Regions from separate parts of the Homo sapiens genome. Here all the other regions are linked to region 3. The links are chromatin loops, found by intact Hi-C in ENCODE. Cell type or tissue: gastrocnemius medialis. All regions are shown on one strand. Each heading gives the region's core, and the rest is flanking DNA. Links, peaks and the distances in the headings are about the cores only.

What was found. A loop is a pair of places that touch in the nucleus more often than their neighbours do. Peaks named below come from ENCODE experiments on the same cell type or tissue, not always from the same donor. Only the 100,000 strongest peaks of a DNase experiment are listed, where the experiment ranks them.
Region 1: a loop joins it to region 3, with 2.4 times the contacts of the local background. A loop is called at or near these places in 3 of 110 quality-filtered maps.
Region 2: a loop joins it to region 3, with 2.1 times the contacts of the local background. A loop is called at or near these places in 11 of 110 quality-filtered maps.

The regions. Positions count from the first base shown.
Region 1 is chr17:4,001,714-4,009,070 of GRCh38, forward strand. ZZEF1 (zinc finger ZZ-type and EF-hand domain containing 1) reads right to left here. Exons shown (of 55, transcript NM_015113.4): 54 at 7,170-7,241; 55 at 2,732-5,257. The coding sequence ends at 5,177. Among named protein-coding and RNA genes, the nearest start is that of LINC01975, 28 kb to the left of the region's middle. RefSeq lists silencers at 2,956-3,035, 3,136-3,215 and an enhancer at 5,382-6,349. In gastrocnemius medialis, for the core only: CTCF peaks have their summits at 3,095 (motif pointing left) and 3,297; no DNase peak of the experiment used is centred there.
Region 2 is chr17:3,832,791-3,840,147 of GRCh38, forward strand. NCBP3 (nuclear cap binding subunit 3) reads right to left here. Exons shown (of 13, transcript NM_001114118.3): 3 at 7,310-7,357. Among named protein-coding and RNA genes, the nearest start is that of NCBP3, 9.8 kb to the right of the region's middle. In gastrocnemius medialis, for the core only: no CTCF peak of the experiment used is centred there; DNase peaks (open chromatin) are centred at 2,901 and 3,707; H3K27ac peaks cover 1,382 bases.
Region 3 is chr17:4,071,433-4,078,789 of GRCh38, forward strand. It overlaps ZZEF1 (zinc finger ZZ-type and EF-hand domain containing 1), which reads right to left. Exons shown (of 55, transcript NM_015113.4): 19 at 6,451-6,610; 20 at 5,436-5,557; 21 at 5,205-5,327; 22 at 3,831-3,997; 23 at 3,665-3,746; 24 at 2,718-2,919; 25 at 1,176-1,324. Among named protein-coding and RNA genes, the nearest start is that of ZZEF1, 68 kb to the right of the region's middle. In gastrocnemius medialis, for the core only: a CTCF peak has its summit at 3,603 (motif pointing left); DNase peaks (open chromatin) are centred at 2,839 and 3,179; H3K27ac peaks cover 3,325 bases.

The sequences.
Region 1 (7,357 bases), core at 1,570-5,569, 70 kb before region 3:
CCTGGCTTTCTGCTCCCACCGCCCCAGAGTGTTGGCTTGTCAGCCTCCAGCTGACATCTCGTCTCGGCACAAAGGGAGTGCGTAGGAGCAGGGCTCCTTCCCCAGAGCCTCTGGAGAATGCAGCCATAGAGCCGCCTTGTTACCAGAAAGGGGTCCCAATCCAGACCCCAGAGAGGGTTCTTGAATCTCATGCAAGAAAGAATTTGAGGTGAGTCCACAGAGTAAAGTGAAAACAAGTTTATTCGGAAAGAAATAAAGAATGGCTACTCCAAAGGCAGAGCAGCCTCGAGGTGCCCATTTTTATGGTTACTTCTTTTTATTTATTTGAGACAGTCTCACTCTGTTGCCCAGGCTGGAGTGCAGTAGCGTGATCTTGGCTCGCTGCAACCTCCGCCTCCTGGGTTCAAGTGATTCTGCTGCCTCAGCCTCCCGAGTAGCTGAGATTACAGGCACGCACCACCATGCCTGGCTAATTTTTGTATTTTTAGTAGAGACAGGGTTTCACCATGTTGGCCAGGCTGGTCTCAAACTCCTGACCTCGTGATCCATCTGCCTCAGCCTCCCAAAGTGCTGGAGTTATAGGCATGAGCCACCGTGCCTGGCCTATTTCTTGATTATATGCTAAATAGAGGTGTGTTATTCATGCTTCCCCTTTTTAGACCATATAGGGTTACTTCCTGACATTGACATGCCATTTGTAAACTGTCACAGCGCTGGTAGGAGTGTAGCAATGAGGACAACCAGAGGTCACTCTTGTGGCCATCTGGGTTTTGGTGTTTTGGCCAGCTTCTTTACTGCAACCTGTTTCATCAGCAGGGCCTCTATGACGTGTATCTTGTGCCGACCTCCTATCTCGTCCTGTGACTCAGAATGTCTAACCGTCTGGAAATGCAGCCAGTAGGTCTCAACCTTATTTTACCCAGCCCCTATTCAAAATGGAGTTGCTCTGGTTCAGACACCTCTGACGGCCTCACTGCAAGAAGGGCTGGGACACAGAAGCGAGCTTACTTGGGGTGGGCAGGGGGAGGGAGCAGGGAGGACTTAATCATGACTTTCCTCATGAGCTAGTAGAAAGTCCTACCTTTCTTGAGATTAAACTGTGTAGAGTCACCACCTGCAAAAAATTGGATTTTGTCAGCAGGGAAGGAGGGGAGGGGTAGGAGATGGCAGCTAGGGAAGCGACAGGGCCGTGTTTTATTTATTTTTATTTTTTGAGACAGAGTTTTGCTCTCGTTGCCCAGGCTGGAGTGCAATGGTGCCATCTCAGCTCACCGCAACCTCTGCCTCCCAGGTTCAAGCGATTCTCCTGCCTCAGCCCCCTGAGTTGCTGGGATTACAGGCATGCGCCACCAGGCCTGGCCAAGTTTGTATTTTTAGGAGAGACGGGGTTTCTCCATGTTGGTCAGGCTGGTCTCGAACTCCCGACCTCAGGTGATCCACCCACCTCGACCTCCCTAAGTGTTGGGATTACAGGCGTGAGCCACCACACCTGGCCAGGGCCGTGTTTTGACTTGGCTTCCGTCTGAGTGCCTGGGCTGCTCACTGGTGGTTCCGCATGAAGCCCCGGCGCTAGGTCTGTGGAGGGCATGTATTGAGCGGGTGAGCGCGCGCTGAGCGCCTCTGTGCTGCAGCCGTGGCTGGGGGCCGGGGCTCTCCACCCGCCTCCCGCGTGGTTCGAGGCTGACTTCCCACCGCTTCTGCCTCTCGATAAATGAGGCTCAGCTGGTGGAACCCTGTGTTTCTCTTCAGTTCTAAAAGCTTGGGCTCAACTTGCTTGGCTCTCTGTGGCCTTCTTCTTAGTCCGCTGGTGCTGGCTTAGTCACACTAGCCGGGCAGGGCTCAGATGGACGCGCCTGCTTTTCAGAGTGAAGCCCCAGTGTGCTCCGGACAAGGTGAGGCGGGGAGGGCATCAACATTTGCACCAGGTCCTAGAGATCGCCTCGGGAGCGGCACAGGCCTGGGAGCACCCAGTCCTGCTGAGTCTCAGGTTTCTCTCTGGGCTGAGGGATAGTGAGGGCTGAGGCTGGGTCCAGACCCTGCCTGGGGCTCCCCCGAAAGCAGTCTGGGGCTTTGGGGGATGTGTCAGACTCTGTCGGGCTGGAACAAATGGGCCTCAAAGGTTGGTTAAGTGCAGCCCCTGCCAAGAAGGCACGCTTCTGTAATTTGCCAGACAGTCCTCAGCCCCAGAATGCCTCTGGGAAGGAGACAGAGCAGCGCGTGGCAAAGCAGAGGCGGGGAGGAGGAGGAAGCGGGAGGCCCAGGTAAACCTCAGGCCACACTTGGGCCAGAGGCAGGGTCCAAAGGCCGGCGGGAAGGCAGCCAGTCCCAGGAAGGCAGCAGGCGCACTGCCTGGGGCCCTGCCTTCCTCCTCCGGGTTCCGCAGTGTCCTGCGGGCTACCAGAGAGGTCCACGGCGGGCGGTGGGGCCAGGGGAGCCTGGCCGAAGAGCAGAGGCCCCCACGGCGCCCTGTGTGTGGAAACCTCCGGATGGCCGCAGGGGGGTGGGGGGAGAACCAAAGCCCTGGGATCGCCGGGGGAGGGGCGGGGGCTTGGCTCGGGCTTGGGAGGAGGATGATCTGGAGGAAGGCCTACAGCAGCTTTCCATTCTTTCAGCCCTGAGCCCCCGAGTCTCCGCCTCGCATCCGTTCGGGCGCGGTGTAAACTCCACGCCTGAGCTCCACGAGACACGGCGGGGCGGAGGGAGGAGGGAGAGACCAGTCCACACACAGGCGTACCTTATTATATAGAATTTGTACAATATATTTCTTTTCGTTTGCATATTTTACCCACAGCTTAACATCCTTTTTACAGGCTGAACTCACTCAGGCTGATAGAATCAAAATTCTTTCAACCAAATAAGAAAAATTCAAAATCGTAAACCCGTAAGAAAACAAATTAAAAACGGTGATGAAAATACGTCACTCCTCTCGTTAGGAACAGTGTCTGTTTGTACAACAGGTATGCTCTGGAACAGGATTTCTTTACAGCGTAGGCACGTGTTTCCACCTTTGCTCTGCGGGCTTCGCCTCCTCCGGGCCTGGGGCTCCTGGAAAGCGCCGGGACGCGGCGGCTCTGGCTCGGCAGCGCCACCCGGTGGCCGGAGACAGAGGCGGCCGGGCCGAGCCGGGAGAGCAGCCGCGGGTGCGAGCGGACTCAGGCTTGTTTCCCGTGAACTGCAGCGAAGATCCCAGAACAGCAAGGGCAGTGGGCGGACAGGTGCTCTGGGGAGCCCAGCGTTTATTTACAGCTGATCTTCCTGACGGGAGGATGGAGTACAGCGGCGGCCACTGCCATAGGGGAGGTGACTCCGGCCCTACCGCCCGCTTTACTCGGAGTCTGGGGTGTGGAGGGGCGTGGGTGGCGCTATCTCGTCTACCTTCCAGGTTGGCTGTGAGTCTGAGCACGCAGCGGGGCCTCCCTCCCAAGCACTAAGACTTGTTTCCTGTGAGTCCCCTCTTGGGAAACTCCTTACTGGGAGGCCTCCTCGGGTCTGAGGGATGAAGAAGGTGGGGCCTTCTCTGGGGTGGTGCAGGCAGCTCCCAAAGCAAGGTAGGTTTGGCAAAGAGCAAAAGATGGGAAAAGGGTTTCTACGGAGCCAGCAGCACCTGCCTATTCAGGTCCCAAGCCACAGGAACCAGGCCAGGCCTTTCCACCAGGGCAATGGCCTCAGTCCTCAGGCCACCAAGTTCCAGGACCTGCCCCATGTGTTCCCGTCTCCCTTAAATCCCACCCTCCACCCGCCCCGGGATGGTTCTACCAGAACTCTGGGGCTTAGCTGAGAACCCAATTGTAGGGCTGTGAAGCCCGCTGCACCTTGGAGTCCTGACCCAGAAGGCGAAAGTGCTCTTATAGGAAGATGCTTCCAGACCTGCAGACTTGGGCCCTTGCAATCCAGATCCCTGCAGACCCTGCACAGAGGGATCTTCAGAGGCCACGGGGCACACTGGGCCATGGCAATGCTGACCTGGTCAAGCTTGGCCTTGGTGGTGGGGCCCCTTCTCTGGCTCTGGCACTGTGTGGTGGGACGTGCTTCGGCCCAGACACTGCCCCTAAAGGCATGCTCCAACCCCACGGGTCCCACTAAGGCCGGCACGCAGCCCACACGCCAGACTTGCTTCATGTTCCCAAGCGTGGCTCTGGAGGGAGAATCATCATCGGCACTCCAGGGCAAGACTAAACCCATCAAAAGAAAAATGTAAAACAGCACTGACTAGAACTAATGTCGTTATTGCTACAAGTGACAGCCAAACAGCCACGCAGAGTCCCAGAGGTGGGTATGACAGACTACCATGACTATCAAGCAGAAATAAAATTATGTGGGTTTTTACTCTTAAAATAAGATATCCTCTGATCATCTTCACGGTACATAAGCTCACGCGTGCTCCTCACATTCTGCTCCTTTCACAGAATGGTCAGTCCCCGGTCATGCCCTCGAGCCCCTCCAGGGAGACAGTGTGGTTCTGCTCTAAAAACGTGAGGTGGAAACTGAAATATGTCAAAACAACAACTGAGGAACTGCGGCTGTGCTGCCTGGTGCATGAGCAGACGTACAGGGGCGCCTGCCGGCTGTCCCCAAGGGCACTTGTTCTCCTCAAGGAGTTCTCTGGGAGGGTGCGGCCGTGCAGGGAGCTAGCTCGATGCCTGGTTCTGTACTGGATGCTTGGGGATCACTGGTGGCTAGGAGGGGCTCTCGCCAGTTTTGGTTTGGTGTGAAAAGCAAAGAGGTGCTCCCAGGCTGGGCAGCCACTGGGGGTCTTGCTGGAAAGGTGGATCTGGGTGGACTGTGCCTCCCTCTGAAGGCAAGTGCAGGCAGTTCCAGCTCCACGGAGACAGAAACCAGTTGAGAGAGGCCGCTTCCAAGTCTTCCCAGGCCCACGGCTCCTGCAGTGACAGCCTCTGGAGAAGGCTGGTCTCTGAACCTTCTTAAGGGCCCCCTGCCCACCCTTTCTGAGGCATTCTGCACTGCTTGGCTTATTTTCACCATGCTACAGCCTGTGCTTGTGTCCAGCCTACGCACGGGAGCTCTTGGAGACGTGGCTGCTTGGCATCCTAACTGGAGTGGTCAGCTCAAGGAGAGCTGGGCACTGGCGCTACAGGAGTTTTCCTGAATGAGGTTAGATGTCTGCTCTAAAATCCCTGTGGCAGATGAACTAGTCCCATGCACGCCCCACCAAGGGCTAACACTCCACATTCCAGAGGCGGGTGGCCTTGTTTGGGTAGTTGATGGCCAGGCTGATGGCAGCAATGTTCTGCAGAGCCTGTAGAGGGAAAAAGAGTTGTCGCCAATGTCGGGAGCCACTCCCTCATTCAGTGAGTGCTGATAAGACCCTCAGCTGAGCACTGAGGATGTGGGGACGGAGGAGGGGAACCAGATGTGTTCCCCTCCCCCACAGGCCTGCAGAGTGGAGAGAGAAAAAAAATGCTATTAAGAGCACATGAAAGCTCCAAATGTAGGTAGGAATCATCACTGCCCAGAGGGGCAGTCCCAGGGCGGAGGCTCAGAAGGCTGTCTGCAGAGGTCTGGGAAAACTCTCTGGGGAAAACAGTGCAAAGATGCAGGTGGGGAAGGGCAAGGCACTCACAGGAAACGAACAGCCAGTGCTGGGGACCAGAGGGAGTAGAGAAAACAGGGCCAGGAGGGCACTGAGATGCCCTGGAGGCGAGGCCAGGCCCGTCAGGCCTTCAGGGTCTGGGCAGCAAGAGGGTGGAGGTGGCAGAGGGAGGAAGAGGGGGTTGGCAGGGAGACGTGTCAGGGAGAAACGTCAGGACACTGGTGCAGTACACTCAACAGGCTGTGGGGGGGGTCAGAAGAGGGTAAGGAGGAAATGGAGACTGGACAGGGGCAGCAAGAGGGACCCGCCCACAGGCAAGCCGCCATGCTGAGCTTTGGGGCCAGGACGGGCAAATATCAAAATTTCGTTACATGATGTGATGAAACCTGGGGTGGCGGCGGCAATGCTGGTAGGTAGCTGTTGGGGGTAAGGGAGTTTCTACTCTGCCTACAGGTCTCGGGTGAATTCACACAAACTCTTCGGTATGGGCTGGGGGCATTTCCACTTCCGAGCGTACACGTCAAAGCCTACAACAGGAAAGAAGACCCTTTTCCTGCAAAAGGGCGGTGTGTTCGGAGACTACTTCCAAGGGACAGAGCGCCGCGCTCAGGCAGGGCTCTTGGCTGGGTGTCCCGGCTGGGTGTCCACCCACGGGTAACCCTGTGAGCCTCAGTGTCCCTAGCTGTCCTCCGGGGGGGTGGGGGTGTTGGGCCACACACGCGATGATATTCAAGGAGTCCAAGGTTCTCAAAATGTACTCTGGGGCCAGGCGACTCCCGAGACCCTTTTGGGGTCTGCAAGGTTCATTTTTGACTTTCCTTCTCCTGAGTATATGGTGGAGTGTTCCAGAGCCTGACGTGTGATCTGACTGACTGCAGAAGCAGACATGAGAACATGAGAATCCAGCTGTCTTCTACGAGGCCAGACATGAGAGGGGTCTGCAAGGATGGAACACAACAGCGCCACCCTCTGCAGGCATTCCTTTTTTCTTTTTTGGTCACCTATTTGTCCCAGAGCACTCAGTAATTACTTTGTTTTGAAAAGTTAGAGTCGTTTTTCACAAGACGTGTTATTCATGTTAACATGAAATGGGTTCACTACTTTAAAAAAATAAATTGATAAAGGTTTACACTTTTGCTTAATTTTTAAATTGAAAATCTCGTTTCTAATGGCACATATGGATATATGCATAATAGACATATCCAAAAGCTTTCTGAGCTCCTCAGTCAGTGAAAAGTGTGAAGCGTCCTGAGACCAAACAGCTGTCAGAAGAGGAGTTCCGCTACCAGAGAAGCAACTCACATCTAAAAATATGTGAAATCTAACTCCACGGAAACTTCAAGAATCAGCCAAACTAAATTTAAGGCATCGGTTGTTTTGGTTTTAAAGACACAAATTCTTCTGACCCCACAGTTTAGAGTGAATGACTCTGATAAATGGGGCTCGTGCATGCTCTCTGAGCACCAGGAGGAAGTGACTGAACTGGAACAAGCTCTGTGTAAGCTCCGGGTGGATTCTGTCCTACTCAGACGCAATGTACAGACCTTCTCTGCCCTGGCAATGGTGAGATGGTGGCGCCCCAGCCTGGGGGCCAGCTCTGTTGGGGTGGAGAGAGTACCTGTGCCGCACAGCGGAGAAGGTGGTCGTCCGTGGTTAGGGCCAGCAGGTAATCCTGCAGCACGCCAAGCTCCTGCAGAGAGAGAGCAGGGGCTGTGAGTGACAGCGCCAGATGCGCAGTGCAGCTCTCCCAGACCACCTGGGACACCTGCTTGCGAAAGCAGAAGCCTCTCATGGGCGGACGCTACT
Region 2 (7,357 bases), core at 1,138-5,137, 240 kb before region 3:
TTTACAAACAAAAAAATGCATTTAATAATTTTAAACACATAATAATTTTAAATCTCAAAGAGTTAAGAGATGGGTTTAACATGAGCCCATGTAAGTGTGGCCAGACTAATTCAGTTGAGTGCTTTCCTGACATCCCAGATTTAAAAAGATAAAGACACCATGAAGATTTATGAATCCAGGTGGGCATGGTGGCTCATGCGTGTAATCCCAGCACTTTGGGAGGCTGAGGTGGGAGGACTGCTTGAGTCCAGGAGTTCGAGAGGCCAGCCTGGGTAACACAGGGAGACCCCATCTCTACAAAAAATTTTAAAAATTAGCTGAGTGTGGTGGTGTACAGCTATAGTCCCAGGTACTCAGGAGGCTGAGGTGGTATGATCGCCTGAGCCCAGGAGGTTGAGGCTGCAATGAGCCATGATCACACAACTGCACTCCAGCCTGGGCAACAGAGTAAGACTTTGTTTCAAAAGAAAAAACCACCATGCTCAGCTAATTTTTTTATTTTTTGCAGAGATGGGGTTTTACCATGTTGCCCAGGCTGGTCTTGAATTCCTGACCTCAAGTGATCTGTCTTGGTCTCCCAAAGTGTTGGATTACAGGTGTGCACCACTGCACCCAGCGCCTGCATCTCTCTCTTTTTTTGTTCTTTGTATCTTTACCTGCTTCTTTTGAACAGGATTATCCATTGCCCAAGTTTTGATGTGTACGACTTTCCCTAAATTAAAATAGACATGTGAGGCTGGGTGCAGTGGCTCATGCCCATAATCCCAGCACCTTGGGAGGCCGAGATGAGAGGATTGCTTGAGCCCAAGAGTTTGAGACCAGCCTGGGTGACACAGTGAGACCTTCTCTATTTTTTTTAAAAAAAAAGACATCTGAGGCCAGAAATTTTGTTCCTTACACTCTTTCCTGTTTGCTTTTAAGGTATTTCTTCACCTGTATGTAGGTTTTTTTAATGTTGTAATGTTAGAACAATGTTATGATGCTCTTGATAATTATTTTTGTCATTTTTTGGTCTTTGTTTTCTATGCTAGTCTCATTTAAAATTAAATTTTTTGTCAGATCAATAAGTCTCCCTAATGTTTTCTCCCTAATCCTCAGTCTGTTCCCTCTACTATCACTCAGGACTCTCCTTGCTTTCTGCTGCATTCTAGGAAACCATCTCTTTACTTCCCTTAGGCTGTTTCTGTTCCAAAGTCATGGCTTTTAATTCCAAGAACCGAGAAGGCCCTTGGACTCAATAAACCTTATCCGCATTTAGGCCTCTGTTCACTATTGCACTGCCGGTCACTAATAAGGATTTCCTGGGGTTCCCTAGAAAAGAGAAGGTAGCGAATTTTAGGTGAGCACAACTGACCAAGGCACACATGTAGGAGAGAGACGGATTACAATGAGAATGGCACAAATCTGAACGACTAATGCCAGTCTACACAGTAACATGGAAATGCTGACCATAGACTGTCCAGGGAATGGAAAAAAGCAGTGTGACTGCAAAGGAGAAAAACAAAAGTTCACTGCCATAAGAGATTAGAAGGAAACACACAGACTGTTGACAATGACGGGGTTTGGATGGTAGACCGTGGGCAACTTTTCTTCCTGTTCTATGTTACAAATTTTCTTTGGTGAGCATGAACTGTTTGTAAAAGAGCTAATGAAGAAAAGATTAGAGTCCAGAGTGAACAGGCTCATCAAAAATGCTGACAGCAGGCTAGGCGCGGTGGCTCACGCCTGTAATCCCAACACTTTGGAAGGCCGAGGCGGGCAGATCACCTGAGGTTGGGAGTTCAAGACCAGCCTGACCAACATGGAGAAACCTCATCTCTACTAAAAATACAAAATTAGCCAGGCGTTGTGGCTCATGCCTGTAATCCCAGTACTTTGGGAAGCTAAGGCGGGAGGATCACTTGAATCCAGAAGTTCAAGACCACCCTGGGCAACACAGTGAGACCCCATCTCTAAAAAATAAATAAATAAATAACCAAATCTTTCCCACAGGAAATGACAACAGTTCCATAAGAAGCAAGCTCCAAGACTGTGGATGAAACAAAAAAAAAAAAGAAGAAAGCCACACTAACCTCATTTCTTTTTTGATAGGATTACCAGATCAAGAAATTCAGAGAATACATAGACGGTGCTCTATTTCAAGTTCATTAAGCCACGTAATCCAGTTCCTCATGACAGTAAAAGGAACTGTGGGCCTTATGGTAATAGAATAAGACTTATGATACTGGAAGACACTGCCCACCCTTCACCAACCACTGGATGAAGAAACAGAAGCCACGTGTACACAATGGAGAGCAAGAAGCTGAGGAGTAGAGCTAGGAGCTGAAAGGTAGAGTTACGATGAAAATGCACTCAGCAGACTGAAAGCAGAGGTTTGAAATCAACAAGATGTAATTTAATAGGACTACATTTAAAAGTAATTTTTTTAAAAAAGTGCCTCAAGTACATGATGAGAAAGACTGTTCTGATGGGCACAATTCCTGGGGAAAAGACCTAAGTGCTTTGGCTGCATATAGGATGAGTGCAACACTGAAATGGCTGAGACAGAGACAACGGTGAGGAACAGTCCTGCCGTTCTCTCTGTGAATCCAACCATAACTGGAACCCATATCTCACCTCAGAAAGAACATTCAGAAACGGCAAAGCGTTTAGAGAAGGGAGACCAGAAAGTTGCGACACATGAAGCAAAGTTGAGCGAATGGGCAGCAAGCCTGTGCTTCCAGCACCCGAAGGGCTACTGTATGAAAGGACTTCACAGTCACACAGTAACTGACGGACAGAAATTACTAGAAGGCAATGCTCAACACAAGTAAGTACCCAAAAATAAAGTTGCCTGTCTCATAAATAGTTCTCACACTGTCACTTAAGAAACATTCAGGCAGCCGCCAAAAGACCAGTAGGAAGTTTGCCAAAAGGCCTGCAGGGTTGGGCACAAGGTTAACCTAGATGACCTCTGAGGTCTCTTCCAACCATGAGAGTTTGAATCTTGGGCATAAAGAGACTGAACCTTTTTGACACTGAATCGTTCAAATGTAGCGAGTCACTCTTGATGCAGGACAGTCCAGTGTGCCACAGCCCAAACTGTCTGAATGCTGGCAGAGCAGTTAGGAACACACGTTTCAGTCAGATCAGTCTTTGAACCTCAGCCTTGCTACTTACATAGCTGTGGGACTATGAGCAAGTTTCCCAACCCCTCAGCACCTTCATTTTCTCCCCAGTGAAACGGAAATAATCAACACCTTCTCCTCACAGGGCTGTTGAAAGGATCAGTTAATGACACAGCAGAGCGACTGGCACATAGTAAGCACTTAACACACGTTATCTTTTATTATTGTTGTTGGTATTAATAACAAATAACTTGAACTTGACGCCTAGTGTGGATGCAGGAGTCAACATGGTTATTCCAATTTCCTCACTTGCCCAAGAAGCTAGGTCACTTAAATGACGGCTGGGAAGATGGAGAATACCAGATGATGATAATAAGCCACATTAACTGGGCACCTGCCATGTGCCAAGCGCCACTCTATGGACTGTAACATTTTGTTAGAGTCTCCCAGCAGCCCTATAAGAATTCCTGTCATTGGCCGGGCGCAGTGGCTCACGCCTGTAATCCCAGCACTTTGGGAGGCTGAGGCGGGTGGATCACAAGGTCAGGAGTTCAAGACCAGCCTGGCTAACATGGTGAAACCCCGTCTCTACTAAAAATATAAAAATTGGCTGGCCGTGGTGGCAGGTGCCTGTAATCCCAGCTACTCAGGAAGCTGAGGCAGGAGAATCATTTGAACCCAGGAGGCGGAGGTTATAGTGAGCCAAGATTGCGCCACTGCACTCCAGCCTAGGCAACAGAGTGAGACTCCGTCTCTCAAAAAAAAAAAAAAAAAAAAGAATTCCTGTCATCTGCCTTTCCAGATAAGGAAACTGAGATTTTTAGAGGCTAAATAACTTGCCCGAGGCCATAGAGCTAGAAAGTAACAGATTAAGATTTGAATCCAGGTAACTAGGCTTCAGAGCTCATGCTCATAACCATGAAACCAATGGTCCTCAATCCTGTCTGCACATTAAAAGTACCTGAAAAGATGGCCTGGCGCAATGGCTCACACCTACAACGCCAGCGCTTTGGGAGGCCGAGGCGGGTGGATCACAAGGTCAGGAGATCGAGACCACCCTGGTCAACATGGTGAAAACTCGTCTCTATTAAATACAAAAAATTAGTTGGGCATGGTGGTGTGCGTCTGTAGTCCCAGCTACTCGGGAGGCTGAGGCAGGGGAATCACTTGAATCTGGGAGGCAGAGGTTGCAGTCAGCTGAGATCGTGCCACTGCACTCCAGCCTGGGTGACAGAGCAAGACTCCTTCTCAAAAAAAAAATAAAAAATAAAAATAAATAAATAAAAATTACCTGAGAAGATATAAAAAGAATAACTATCAGCCGGGCGCAGTGGCTCACACCTGTAATCCCAGCACTTTGGGAGGCCGAGGCGGGTGGATCACAAGGTCAGGAGTTCAAGACCAGCCTGGCCAAGATGGTGAAACCCCATCTCTACTAAAACTACAAAAATTAGCTGGGCACGGTGGCAGGTGCCTGTAATCCTAGCTACTCAGGAGGCTGAAGCAGGAGAATCGCTTGAACCCGGGCGGCAGAGGTTGCAGTGAGCCGAGATCGCGCCACTGCACTCCAGCCTGGGCTACAGAAAGAGAGGAAAAAAAAAATGCTGGGCAGTGGCCAAGGTGGGTGGATCACGAGGTCAGGAGGTCAGGAGCTTGAAACCCTGTCTCTACTAAAAAATACAAAAAATTAGCTGGGTGTGGTGGCATGCACCTGTAGTCCCAGCTACTCGGGAGGCTGGGGCAGGAGAATCGCTTGAACCCAGGAAGTGGAGGTTGCAGTGAGCCGAGATTGCGCCACTGCACTCCAGCCTGGGTGACAGAGCAAGCCTCTGTCTCAAAAAAAAAAAAAAAAAGAAAAGAAAACCAGTAACTATCCCTGGGACCTATCCAACTCCAACTAATATAAAGTGGTCTGAGATGGGCAGCAGGGTTCCCCAGGGCTCAGGAACACTATCCTAGGCCATGCTGCCTCCTGGACAAAGAATCGACTGAAATAAGCAAGCTTCCCCAGCTGACATCCCACGGCCGACCTTACTGCCTTTTTTAGGAATATCTTTAGAACCGTGAGACTGGAGTTGTACGTTAAAAAAAAAAATTTTTTTAAATTAAAAGTTAACCCCAAAAGTGATCCTATTAAGGTAAGTATCATATTTCCATTTTACAGACAAGGAGACTGAAACTAACAAGGCTCAAGAACTTGTCCTCAGTCACAAAGGAACTGAGACTAGATTCTACGAGGCTTTTGCGCCCTAAAGAGCTCCAACAGATGTGAGAAAACACTTCAAGTGGGTGAGCAGAGATGCTCCACGGGGGAAGTGACACCTGACCAGAGATAAAGCATGGGACAAGGAAGGGCAAATGCACAGAATGAAAGGCATGAGCCGTATCAGAGGCAAGCCGCCTCAAGGAATGCTCTCGGGACCAGAGGTCGACAGGTGTGATAAAGCTATGACGCCCTCGCGGTAGAGTTGTGAGAGAGACTCACAGGTATGCTTGCGCCCGGCTGTGCAGGCACATGAAGGTCAAGCCACACCTGGCCTTCACAGGACTTCTCCTCAAACAGAAACCCCGCCCATGAGGGAAGCAAGGGCGTGTTTCTGACTTGAACTGGTCATGCAGGATAAAGAGTGAAGCAGCTTCCAGAGTTCAGCTCTGCATCCACACTGCTGGGCCCATTAGGACTGACTGAGGAGGGACGCAATATCAGTCGATAGCACCACATCCTACATTACACAGCAACAGAGCAAAGGAGTTAAGGGCAAGGCTCTAGAGTCAAAGAAACTGGGTGTGAATCCTGACTCCACCTTTACTAGCTACATGACCCTGGGCAATTTATTAAACTTCTTTGAGCCTGCTTCCTCTTTATAAAATAGGGATAAAAATAAATTCCTCATACAGTTGTTGTGAGCAACAAAAAAGAAAGAAATATATAATGTGCTTAACGAGTCTAGTAAAAAAGCAAGTTCACAACAAATAGCAGCTATTCTTTCATTCATTCAATATATTTACAGAGCTTTTGCTTTTATCAACCAAACAAGGCTAGAGAAGCTCATACAATACAGCACAGGCCTTTAACATGCATTCAGAAGGCTGCCTACTAAACCCTTTATGAACACCCAAATTTGCAAATAACACAGAGGGAAGCCTTCTGCATTCATGGATTTATATTATAGTAGAATAATAAATAAGAACATAGACTCACTAAAAAAGTAGTAATTTTTCCTTTTATTTATAAATTGCTTTAGAAAACTGCGGCAGATTACTATATACAATAATTCGGGGTGAGTTCTAGGGAGCAAAATACCCCAAAAAAACACAAAGATCAAATCAAATCACAAGTCCAACTGTAAGCGCAGGCTTAAAACTCAGGGCAGGATTAGTTTAGCTTTCTCTGACAACAGGATGTTACTGAGTGGTTTACATATATCAGATATTCAGATTATCAATAGATTCAGAATTTTTTTTTTTAAGACAGAGTCTCGCTCTGTCGCCCAGGCTGGAGTGCAGTGGTGCAATCTCGGATCACGGCAACCTCTGCCTCCCAGGTTCAAGCGATTCTCACGCCTCAGCCTCCCGAGTAGCTGAGATTACAGGCGCCAGCCATCACTCCCAGCTGATTTTTGTAGTTTTAGTAGAGATGGGGTTTCACCATGTTGGCCAGGTTGGTCTCAAACTCCTGACCTCAAGTGATCCACCTGCCTTGGCCTCCCAAAGTGCTGGGATTACAGGCATGAGCCACCACACCTGGCCAATAGATTCAGATTATCAACAAAAGTGTTAATGGCTTTTCCCCACCAATCTCAAAATTGCTCTAACTCCCCGAAAAGAAGGTCTCACTGTGATACACTTTCACTACGTTTAAAGGCAAAGAAAAGTTAACACCTCTACGATAAAAGGAGAAAATGAGTAAGGGTCCTTAGAAGCACAGGTTCGAATCTCAGCTCTGCCACTAACTGGTAACTTTTTCTGGGCCTCCTCAGAAAAGACAATCTCTTATTTCCCAGCTCTAACATCTGAGCCAGCTGACAGCATCTGAACTTTAAACAGGTGACCTCAGAAATGGAGACTTCACAGGTCCCTTCTCACAAGAGTGCTTGGATAAGGAGTGGACACGCAAGGCAAGGCCAGAAGCATGAGGTGATGGCAGGGAAAAGGCACTCTCTGGGGAAATGTGGACAAATTTCCCACAAAACACCCTGTACCTTTCTTCATCATGTCTCGGTCCAAGGCTACATTTCTTTGGGCAAGAT
Region 3 (7,357 bases), core at 1,941-5,940:
AGTTAGACTTCACCCTGTGGGCAATGGGGAGCCATTAATGGTGCTTGGCAGTGGAATGACAAGATAATGCAGTGATTATAAAAAAAACTTGGTAGGTACGAATGTCATAAGGCAGGTGCAAATGAGGGCCCGGATAAAGATGCAGACAGAGGAAAGGACAGAGATGAACATCATGAGGAAGAATCCACAGGACCTGCAAGCTGACTGGACAGGAATGGGGAGACAGGTGAGGACAGGGGATGCTAGGGAGCAGTGGCTTCAGGCCTGGGGAACACTGACCACCACAGAAGTGACCGGTCTTTGGTTTTACACTTCTGAGTTAAGGGGAGTCAGGACATTTAAATGGAAATGCCTCACAGGAAGATGGAAACAGGTACTTGGAGCGGGGAGAAAACCAGACCTGGAGACTGATATTAGGAATTAGGGCCACAATGTTTGACAGGAGAAGAAAGTGGAGAGGATGAAGTCTTGGTGGGCTGTGGGGAAGGGAAGAAAGCCTGAATAAAGCCTACCCTTTAGGGAAGGAGGAATATGAAAAGTCAATGAAGGAGGCAAGTGGGCAGTCAGATGTAAGAGAAGACAGCGGACTAGCATGGATCCAAAGAAGAGAGGGTCTGAAGGAGCCAAATTTAACAGAGGCAAGGAGAACAGAAGCTGAGGAAGAGCCACTGGATTTGGCAATTAACTACTGAATAACGTGGGGCAGGGCAGGGAGGGGAAGGAAGAAAAGTAGAATACAGAAATAGAGGGAAGGAGAGGTGAAAAATAAAGACAGGGCAAACTTTTTAGTTTTTAAAATCTTATACACCTAAATCATGTGCTGTAATTCTAAGGAGAACAAAAGGTATAGCACAAATCATTGCTCTAAAGCTTGACTCAGTAGGCACTAGAAGTACACTCAATTGTTTGCCTGATAACTCCATCAACAGAGATTTACTGAGCACCTCCTACATTTCACCCAAGTCACGCATTCAGTATTTCTGAACACCTATTGCGCACTGGCCCCTGTGGGACACGGTGGCGTTAACAAGTTAACAAGGTATAGTTTCTGGCCTCAAGGAGCTAACTGCTTAATACGGGTAGTAAGATAGAAACACAAGTGTTTATAACTTAAAGTAATAAATACTTGCAGGCAGTTTCCAGTCTAAATAGAAAGAAAACGGAAGAGTAAATACCTCCTTACTATTCCGGTGTGGGTGAGTGGGCCAGCTTGCTTCTAATTCCAACTCTGGACAAACCTGATGCCTGAAGACAGGTTTCCACAGTGGGGAGCTTAGGACTAATGCCATTTTTGCCTGAGGTACTACCATGTTACTTCCTAACTCTAGAAAGAGAAGAAGACATATGACAGTTCTATTTTTGCCTTAATATATTGAGAATCTTTGAAATGAGAAAGAAAAGGTTAAAAAAAACCATGGATACTATTAAAACTTAGAGAAAGTTTACCCACATACCAGAATGTAATTGTGATACTTTGTAAACACATACCACAGATTAAGCTAAACCACCAAGTCCTGAAATACTGCTGCTCTGTGGAACAACTTCAGTTACAAGGTACCTTGGAAATGACTAATCTGTTTATAGTAAGCTGAAAATAGGATATGAACCATTTCTGGCATATAACACGAGGCCATTCAGGAACATTTAATTATGGAAAAACATTCACAATTTGTAAACTTAATTCTGTAGCAAATAATAAATATCCAGCATAGATGTGTTTAGAATAGGCAAAGAGAAAAGAATAGGTGGAAATAAAAATGCTAATAGCTATTTCTTTCTTTCTTGGAGAAATATTAAAAAAATCAGTTACTTCTGAGTGTTAGGATTAAGGATGATTCTATTTTCCTTTGTTTTTTTCCACTATGTAATTTTTCTATATTTTACTTCTAAAACTGGAAAAACTCAAGAAATGATCAAGAAATAAAATACAGTAGAAAGTTTTATTCTGTAATTCTTGTTCCCTGGAAGAATTAAATAAACAATTATACTGAACACATCTTTTTCCTTTTGTTTTAAGAGACAAGAGTCTCTCTCTGTTACCCAGACTGGAGTGCAGCAGTATGATCACAGCTCACTGCATGCAGCCTCTAACTCCTGGGCTCAAGTGATCCTCCTGCCTCAGCCTCCCAAGTAGCTGAGACAAAAGGCATATGCCACCACACCTGGCTAATTTTTACATTTTTTTTGGTAAAGATAGGGATCTCACTATGCTGCCCAGGCTGGTTTCAAACTCCTGGGATCAAGAAATCCTCCCACCTTGGCCTCCTAAAGTGCTGGGATTACCAGCATGAGCCACCTTGCTCAGCCCTGAATGAATCACTTTAAAACAAAATCCATAGTCACATATCTACATATATTTACATAAATATTCACATATTTAAAGGATATGCAATCAACTTATTCTATACTCCTGCCTTTTGGTTGGACTATACCTACACCTACTTGCAAAAAAATGACAATGTTGCCAAAAAAAAAAGCTGTTATCCTCCATAGACAGAGAACCCATGGCAGCCTTCCTGCTATGTTCCAAAGTCTAAGGCAAAAAGCTTCGTGACAATGGTATTGAGTGGACACTTTATTCTTTCGGTTTAAAGGAAACTGAAAAGGCGTATTATTAACCCCCTGCCATTACGTGGAAACGACCTACAAGAGGGCAAGCGCGCATCTTGCACTTCACCGTGGTTGTAAGAAGGGAAAGCACAGGGATGTGCACTTACGGCGCACAGACTTGAGCGCCATGCACTGGGAAGCCAGGCGTCCCATCAGCCGGGAGACGAGGAGCTGTAAATCCAGCCCCCAAGACACGGCAACATCGGGCAGCCCACAGGCAGTGACAGTGAATTTGTAGCCCCATTCGTTGTGACTGCTGTCAGAGTGAAAGAGGAACTGCAACCGAGGACCGGCCTTGAAGGTCACTTTCTAGAGACAAACAGAAATCATGTGGTCAGACAGATTAGAGGAGGAGTGCTTCAGAAATCAGCATGCTCTTCATGACGAGAAACATCTCAGTTTAAAATTGATCTCTATTTCCACATGTCCAAAATGACTAACGGAGAAATGTACAAAGGGGTGACGGAAACAGACCATTCACAGCCACACCCCATGAAGAAGGAGAGTTGGCAGAATACTGCTGCTCAGCTTTCTACACCTGGGGTGACCATCTGTCCACTACCGACTCAGCCAGTGGTCACATTTCCATGCCTCTGCTCCTGCCAAGACCACTGACCATGGAGAGAAGGTCAACAGTCTGAGGCAGTACTAAACCTCCAGCCCAAGAGCTCAAGCAGCTCTAACTGTGAGGCAGACTCTTGGCTTCCATCACATGGTCTGGGCCATCCTCCTAGACCCACCAGCACTTCTTGCTAAGGATGAAGGCTCTTCATTTACTCTAGACAACGCTGTCTGCTGCAACTACTCAACTCTGCCACTGCAGTGCCAAAGCAGCTATAAATGATAAACAGGCATGGCTGTGTTCCAAAAAAATTTGTTTACAAAACAGGTGACAGACTATAGCTGGTCAAACTCTGATATAAATCCTTCCTTTCACAAACGTGTAACATAAATGCCTCCCTTCAAAGACCTTACCTCTACTGCCCCCTGAAGGCTGACAAAAGGAAAAGCATTGGTGCAGAAGTAGGTACCTCTTTCTGGGACTATCACTCACCTTGGGCCATTTATCAGTGCCAACTTTTGTGTCATAGCGTGTTTTCCGACCTCTAGCGTCGGTAAATTCCAGATAATCATACCTGTGAAGGCATAACCTCTATTAGCTTCCTTCTCTCATTGCTGACCTATTAGCGCTTGGGGGTGAAAGAATATAGAAGTCTTACCTTTTTTCAGTTTCACACCTGTCATCGAATTCCACTTCAAAATAGGTTGCCCCTGGGCTAACAAAGACGGATACCTCATGGCAATTATTTTCATAGTTGTGGGCAGATTCCTTCGTCCACGTATGTAACACCACAGGCTGTTCCTGTTGCCAGGTCTCAACATCCAGCTATGATAACAAATGAGCCAGGGGAAAGAAAGGTTCTATCACTAGACACCTAGCCACATGCAGCAGACTGTTTCTCTATCAGTGCTCCAGGCAGATGGCCTTGACAGCCCTGCACAAACCAGCAGGCAGGCTCGAAGACAAACCTGACATTCCCATCTTCACACAGATCAACACACGTCCACCACGCAGCCGAGGAGATGTGCTTTTATTACACACAAAAACTCCATGACCAGCTTGTACCTTTTCGCTATGACAGAACTACTTACAAATCATTACCAGTGTGAATTCCCAGTGGAAAAAGTACTGAATGAGGAGTTTAAAGACCTCACATTCCTACCTGGGACACTGGCAAATCTGGATCTACTCTCCCTTCCTCTCCTACCCTTTTCTTTTGAGCGGGGGGTTGGGGGGGGGCCTTTGGTTTTTTACCTGTTAAATATAAATGCCTTTTCTACTGCCACAGAGTTGTGCTCTGTGGCACACAAAAGACACACAAGAAGAAGCTCACACAAGACAGTGATTAAACGTTATGTATGTATAATTAAGTAAGGGAGAAATTTCTTCTAAAGACAAAATGTAATTTGCCTTTCAACATACATTTTCTCTTCTAGACTTCAATTTTGTCACTCACTTACATGGTTTTTATATAACTTCATCAACTATAAAATGATGAGATTCATCTCTACAGCTTTTTCTGCGTCTCCTTTCTTTTTTTTTTTTGAGACGGAGTCTCGCTCTGTGGCCCAGGCGGGAGTGCAGTGGCGCAATCTCGGCTCACTGCAAGCTCCGCCTCCCGGGTTCACGCCATTCTCCTGCCTCAGCCTCCCGAGTAGCTGGGACTACAGGCGCCCACCATCACGCCCGGCTAATTTTTTTTGTATTTTTAGTAGAGACGGGGTTTCACCGTGTTAGCCAGGATGGTCTCGATCTCCTGACCTCGTGATCCGCCCGCCTCGGCCTCCCAAAGTGCTGGGATTACAAGCGTGAGCCACTGCGCCCGGCCTCTGCGTCTCCTTTCTAATGCTGACCAGGCCACATCGACTTGGACTGACATTCACCCTTGTTGGCAAGCCCACTGATAAAATCAAGGGAGCCTTCTAGAGGCTGCTCAGCTGTGCCTATCTGCAGTCCGTGGTCCACTTCACTAAGTGTGTCCCATCACTCCTGAGAGAGAACACGGGGCGGCTCAAGTGCTGACTCGAGTTACCTTCCTCAGTCCTCCTTCGGGGCCACTACAGAGCTTCTTCAGGAGTTCTGTGAGGACGCTGAACTCTCTCAAGAGCACGCAGTGTGGGATGTCTAAAGTGCAGAAGTCCAGCAGGAAGATAACCTAATGGAAGATGGATGAAGCACTCAGCGTCCACCTTAGGCTGGGCCTGGGGATGCAGACCCCCAACCCCCTTCCGGTTCTTTACAAATAGCTGCTAGTTTTTCTTACCAGTTGACGAGCTGCCATTGAAAACACTGAGTTACATAATCTTTCTACTATGGTTTTTCCACTGTACTGTGAGAAAAGGGATTCCAAAATCGCTCTCATGCTTGCCAGAAACTGGCCCACATCTACCGAAACAAAGAAAATAATTAATATATTATATAGTAGAAATGTCACATGCTTGGTTATCACCACAGACAAGAATAAAGAGACTCCAGAAGCTGCAGAGGGGGTTCCACAGCGAAGACCACAAGGCCAGCAAGTGCCGTCCTAATGCATTCCTCCTGGAGGAAGAAGCAGTGCGAATTTCAGTACAAGACTCACTTTTAAAGGGATTTTTTTTTGTCTTTTGATGAAGTAGAGGAGCACTTGTAGAAGTGAAATTCCATGCCTGACTAACCCAGCTGTCAGCCTCTCCTTTTCCTTCTGTTTACAATGAGCCCGTGCATTAGGTGTACCAATCTAACAGGCCAAGCTCTAGGTGGCAGGACCCAATATAAGTGTTTTCGTCACAGCTGCTGGGACCAAGTTTGATGGAACTACATTTTCCACGTATAATTTGTCAGCACCCGTTGGGTTTCATATAATTTTCTGTGAGTTTACAGAACATGAATCTAATTATTCTCGGTAATCAGCAATGGTCACAATGCTCATACACCTTAGATTTCTAAAATTCAAGACTTTCATTTTTAGATGACTTGATTAAAACAGGGATAGACTCTCCTGAAGAGCGAGACATCACGTAAGAGTGCTATATGATTGCAAAAGCAATATTTAGGCTGTGAAATGATCTAATTCTACAATAAAAATACTTAGGCATACCACCACACTCAGAGAGTAAACTCTAGACAAAAAGACATGCTGTTGAATTCTATTTTAATTAGACCAAACCAGTCCAAGAATCTGAATCGTAATGAAGAAAGCCATATGCACACTCATTGCATGAGTTACTAAAGAAGAGAACACTCAGAGTCAAAACCCAAACGCCATCTGTTTTCATGGATTTTATATTGAAACTCACATTTTTCAATAAGGTCCACGGCAAGATCTTTGGCTCCAGAGTCCGTGCTCTTCAGCTGCAGGTAGCACCAGGATAGCAGGCTGCCTTGGACGGACCAGAACAGGGAGAAGAGCACAGAGCCCACCTCCCCTGGGGCCCCACTGAGCATTAACAGCTCGCACTACAAGGGAGGAGACAAACAGAAAGTGTTCGTGACAAGGCCATTCACAGAGCATAGCCAAGGGCATCCTCTAAAGCAGCAGCTGTCACCAGCAAAAACAAACTATAGCCACGGAAAAGTCATGAAACAGCTTTCAACCCAGCAGTCACCAAGAAAGATGGTATTACGAAAACTCCCCTTTCCCTCCAGCTTTTTGGAACCTTTACAAAGGTTTTTTATTCCACATGACATCTCCTTCTACCACCTCAGGAACCTTACCCCCCTGGGTATCTCTTCTTTCTCTTACATCTTAAAATGTCCTTTCTCTGGCTCCTTCCCTCAAGCCTTTAATCAAACCTCTCCCACCTTAAAAAAATCATTATTCATGCCTCCATGGCTCTCTAACCATCACCTTTGTTCTCAAAAGTTTCTTTGAAGGGTTATCTGACCTCCAGATACGGAAGATTGTACACTATATGATTCCATTACAGGTACAACCCAGGCAATACAGATGTGCTGGGTAGGAGTAAGTAGAAAGAAGAACAAGGAAATGGTGAACACAAGCTTCGGGATGATGGTTACGCCTGGCAAGGCAGGAAGAGAGTGAGCCATGAAAAGGCATGTGGATGGAGGGAAATGGACTCAAAGATACTGGGAATGTCTAGTCCTTAAAAGAGACACTTGCCACATTGTTGCAACTACCTGATGACATATTTGCTCCTCAAGACTGTGCTTTTTTAAAATCACTGTATCCCCTGTTCCTAGCAC